Regions from separate parts of the Homo sapiens genome. Here region 2 is linked to region 1. Evidence: read pairs that join two places in POLR2A ChIA-PET (ENCODE). Cell type or tissue: Caco-2. All regions are shown on one strand.

What was found. ChIA-PET counts read pairs that join two places held together with the same protein. Peaks named below come from ENCODE experiments on the same cell type or tissue, not always from the same donor. Only the 100,000 strongest peaks of a DNase experiment are listed, where the experiment ranks them.
Region 2: POLR2A ChIA-PET joins it to region 1 with 5 read pairs; 2 of 35 experiments call an interaction of 5 or more read pairs at or near these places.

The regions. Positions count from the first base shown.
Region 1 is chr21:34,525,390-34,527,889 of GRCh38, forward strand. The region is part of intron 1 of RCAN1 (regulator of calcineurin 1); the gene reads right to left. Among named protein-coding and RNA genes, the nearest start is that of KCNE1, 14 kb to the left of the region's middle. In Caco-2, no CTCF peak of the experiment used is centred here; a DNase peak (open chromatin) is centred at 1,522; H3K4me3 peaks cover 1,459 bases.
Region 2 is chr21:34,687,563-34,690,062 of GRCh38, forward strand. The region is part of intron 1 of CLIC6 (chloride intracellular channel 6); the gene reads left to right. Among named protein-coding and RNA genes, the nearest start is that of CLIC6, 20 kb to the left of the region's middle. In Caco-2, no CTCF peak of the experiment used is centred here; no DNase peak of the experiment used is centred here.

The DNA of each region.
Region 1 (2,500 bases):
GGAGCTGGCGGACGGTAGAGTTCATCTGGCCGCCTCTCACTCTTTTTCCCCACCTCTCTTGAGCACGGGCAAGTTTCTGGCAAAAGTGTGTCTTCGTACATTTGGAATTTTGTATGACCTCATCAATAGGCACTGTGACCCACTGTTTAGTTTTGAAGTTATGATTCAGAATTTGGGAGAGATGACTTTGAAGAATATTTTTAGAATACAGGTTCAGGGCTTAGGACCAGAACAAAAGAGAATTCACATTATCTTTAAAATCTAGATTACTATGATGCCTTTCTCTTATAAAAGAATCTTATTTGTTCTAATAACTGATACCTAGTTATTATAGCTTTTGGATGGCATCTCTACTTCATTTAAAAAATAGTGATTTTACTCACATAAGGCTCATGTTAAGTGAACTCACTTTGTAGTACTTTAAAAACATAGAATGTGCTCTGCAATCTAGTCCAAACACTATGGTGCGAGCCCATAAGCATTATATACAATTATGGAGTTACATTTGATTTTTTTTAAAAAAAGAAACCTTCGCATGTCCCAATATGGCTTTGGATATAAAGCATATAACACCACCAGGCACAAATACCACCCCTCAAATAGAGCATACAGGATTCATTCCTATACAGTATTATTAAAGCTCAATTAGCCGGATAGCTGCTGATGAAAAAACTTACATTTTAATCAAATGAAGAAGAAAAGTGTAGTGATTAAAATGATTATATTAATCACCATCAAAGAGAGCTGCTGCCCAGGAGGCACACTGATCTCACACTTAATTTCTCCAGTTTTATTATTTGCTCTGGCGGCATTTTCTCTTGTTAGAGAAATCTGGGAGCTTGAGGCCAGGCCCTCATAATTACTACAAACATACAAATATCTTTATAACATTTATTTCCTAAGACGAAATGAAATTATTCACAACGCTGGCTACAAAAGTAAAACACTATTCACTGTCAGAAGAGGCCTCTTTCTGAAAAGTTCACTTACAACATACACAGAATGAAAAACACACGATGCCCCAACTCTCGCCTTCCTAGTGAGTTGGTTCAGGGGCCTGGATGTTGTCAAATATTGAGATCTTTAGAAATTCCTTCCTCAGTTAATTCCTCAGGCAACAGCTTTTGATTTTCAAGGCTCGAAAGACTTTGGATTTCTTTCAAAACCCCCAAACCCACAAGAGAGCCACATTCTCCCAAGTATTCAGTTAATAGTCCCAGTTAGCATAATGCTTTGAAAACTAAAGAAAATCACGTTATATTAGAAGCCTTACCCTGGTTTCACTTTCGCTGAAGATATCACTGTTTGCCACACAGGCAATCAGGGAGCTAAAACTGTAGTTAAAGTTTCTAAAATGCATCTTGCTTTCTTACAGTGAAAGCGCTACAGACCCACGCAGTCAAGCCCCTAGTGAGATTCCTTTCCAAGAGGCTGTAGGTTCCTTCTTGAGCTGGTGCTTATAAAGCAGTAAGGGCCAGCCCCCACTCCCTGGGGAAAAAAAAAGTGCAGCTTCCACAGCATCCTGTTTGGACAGCAAATTCCTGAGTCAAGTCCTGCATGCTTGCAGGCAGACAGGGACAAAGTGTAAGTTTCTACTGGAAAGAGGTGACGTCAACACCTTAGTCATTTTCCCTATGCTAATTAACTTTGCTTGGGGAGAATGGAAAAAACAGCTGAGGTTTGCTTCACAGCTGCTTTATCAACCTCTCTTGCAGCATAGTTTCCACTGGTAGTAATTCCATTCAGCTACTCAGACAACACGCTCCTCGGCCGAATGGGACGACCCTTCTTAAGATGGAAAATGTTACAAAAGAAAAAGGATGAAGGTCTGTGGCAATAAACAGCAATTAGACTGTAGGGAAATTTCAAGGCTTTGGGAAACCTGGAAACCAAAGTCCGGGTGACATACTTGATCCCTGGAATTTCCTGAAAACCTCAATCAAAGTTTCACTTTGGGGTATTAGAGAAAACATTTTGAAATCTGTCTTGGTCAATAAAAATTTTAAAGGACAAAAAGAGGAATCATTTTGAAGTGTAGTTAAAATTTTTTTCCCCAGTGACATTTTATTGGATGAATGTCCCAATTTCTACTTGTATCCCACAGTGGAATGGAGCAAACAGAACCTAAAACAATCCTAGGATTTTCATTTGAAAACTTCATTATTATAATTTGAGAACTGGGGATATGAAACACTTCGATCATTTTCAAAGCACTACTGAATTCAGGCAAAGGATACAAAAACACTAGCCTTTGAAACTGAGCAATCTAGCCTTTGAAACTGAGCAAAGAAGCATTAACCCATTTATGCCAGAGGTTGCAATTTTTTGAATTTTTGCCATCAGACCTTGGCAATGACCTTGAGCAATAGGATATAAATAACTCCCACATGCTTAGCGTTCCAATAATGGAACACTAGGCATAAATGGGTTAAGAGGTCCTGCTTAAAGACTCATAAACTAAATGTAAAAAAAAAAAAAAAAAGGAAAGGAAGAAGAAATG
Region 2 (2,500 bases), 160 kb after region 1:
CCACCTGCTGTTACAATGAACACTAACATAATTAAGCCTTTTGCTAGAATTGAAAGCTAGGAGCAATGTGGTTCAGTAATTAATCAATGTGAGTCGAGGGTAGTCACCCACTTAATCCATTGAATAATAAATTAATTGTTACAACAGCTGAAAAGAAAAAATACTATACATACTTAGGAATATGTTTAGGATTAGTAGTTTTTTTTAAATGTTTACACCTATGTTTGAAAGTGTTAAGATCTAAAATATATTTCTTAGCATCTAAATGTAGGAGTGAATAAAGTTAATTTCTAAGTTTTAATGAAGAGTGAGAAGTCTGTTTTAAGGGAAAGCCTAGCTCCTTTTATGGCCTGGAATGAGGAATCTGGCAATAAATTTTACTGATAATTACAGACAACGAGCATTGGGATGGAGCTGTCCGCTCCACTGGGGGTATGCAGTGTAAAGTATTGGTTGAGCATGCAAACAAAGTCAGTCTAGAAAGTGTGGACTTTTATTTATTTACAAAAAAAAATTTCTTTTCTAAAATAGGCCTTGCTGCAATGATGATACATGTTTCCTTTATAGACTTACAAGAAGTGTGATGCCTACTATTTGTGTCATAGTTTGAGCTGGTATAATAACAATGGACAATACTAGCAAAGATGTGAAAACGAGGGGACACAATAGTCTTTCCCCTCAATTCTCATCAGTGTGGCCGCCCCCCACCATTGGTTTGACTCTTATTCGGCTCGGAGCCTTATTTCTGCTGCTGGGTTTTGCTGGCTGTTGCTGTCCTCGCTGTCTATTTTTTCTCCCCACTAGAGCGCAGGCGAGGGAAGACAAAAGACGGAGAACGACGGTTCACCCGGGTGGTCTCCTCTGCGGCTGGCGTTCCCCTGGCCTTACAGAGAGGCTAAGAAGCAGAGACGCCTTACAGATAGTCTGCATAGACGCCCTGTATGGCCCATCTGCTCTGCCCTTGTCCCTTTCATTGTACGATGGCTTGACGCCTGCTCCACCTCAGGTAGCTCCATCTTGCGCCTAACCAAGAGGTGGGGGATAAGACCAGCGAGGGTCTCTAGTTTGCTAATATAGACTGTAGAGGAAGAAGGGAGAAGAAGGTGACTGAGCTGAGAAAGGCTTGGGCAGAGGGTGCAGGGAGACAGCTGAGCGGACCTCAGTGGTGGGTCTCATGACTGGGATGCAATGAGACTGATTTTCCTCCTTCTCTAAGGGAGACTTGACTTGTTTCTAAGGGGAAACAGAAATTCCAGAATTTGAGCTGAAGTAGCAAATTCTGATGGCCGCAATGTCAAAATTTCCCCCAAAGAAGCCTGCTTGTATTCTATGACTCCTTCGAAGGTGTCCAAGTCCCTTCTAGAAATTGTGAAATAGGTTTGGCGTGGTGGTGTGAGCCACTTGTCCAGCCAGGATCTTCCTTTCTAATCTCTCAGGGCACCTTTGTGAAGCTGCTCTCAGTGTGGGGTGAGGGAATGAGGTGGGCCAGCTCTCTCGCAGTTCAAAGAGAGAGCAAAGGGCTCCTTCTTTATTCTTCCCTTGCCTGAGGAGGACCCTGCCCACACCTGCATCTTTGAAGCCAACAGCCCTCTTGTTTCTTCCTCATGAACTGCAGTTCCAGATGCAGGGAGAGGGTGGAGCAGAGAAGGAGATGGATTTCTGGGCAATGCACCTCCCCTTTGGTTTTCCACACCTCCAGCAGTCGTGGTGAGACCCACTCTTAGGAAGACGTTGTCAGTGCTCAGCACAACCCCACAGGTGCGTGTTGACATTGGAGAAGCCCAGGTGAACTGGTGTTCGAAGGTACTTGGATGAAGAATGATGTTTTTCCTTTGGGGATTGGGAGGTGCGTGCAGAACAACACCAGAGATGGCTTCCACGGTCTGTGTTTCAAACCACGTGCCTTGTATCTCACTACCATTCGGAGTATTATTGTTTATTATTATGTCTTGCTCATTCTCATTGCAAGTCCACTTTCTTATATAGAAGGTGCTCTAACAAGTGTCTCGTTTGGTGAGTTAAGGGATCTGAAGCTTTTTTTTTTTTTCCTGAGAATCTTCTGGGGCTGGATGGACTTGGTGTCCACTGATACTGCTTGACACAGCTCCAGGGGCACTAAACTCCCCAGTGCAGGCTGGAATACAAATGCGCCCTGAGACGCTGTGCAATGTCAGGCTGGGGCCTTCTCTGGGGACTGCGGCTGCTGAAGATTTTTCTTTTCAATCCACTTTCTTAGGTTTGGCAGAAGCTTTCGGACAACTCCATGTCTTTGTTGGCTCTCTGATGTTTCCTTGAACGCTTTATCATTTTTGATTCACCCCAACACAGCGTGAAATTATGCTTCTTGCTCCACACTGTCTTATCCAAACAGATTCTTCTCTTTTCCTTTTAGGAGCCATTCTGACTCTAGCTCTCTAGTCTTGAGGCTAGACAAGTTTCTTCTCCTTTATTCTTGGAAAAGACTTTCATTATTTTCTGAGTCTGTTTCCCATAGTTGGAT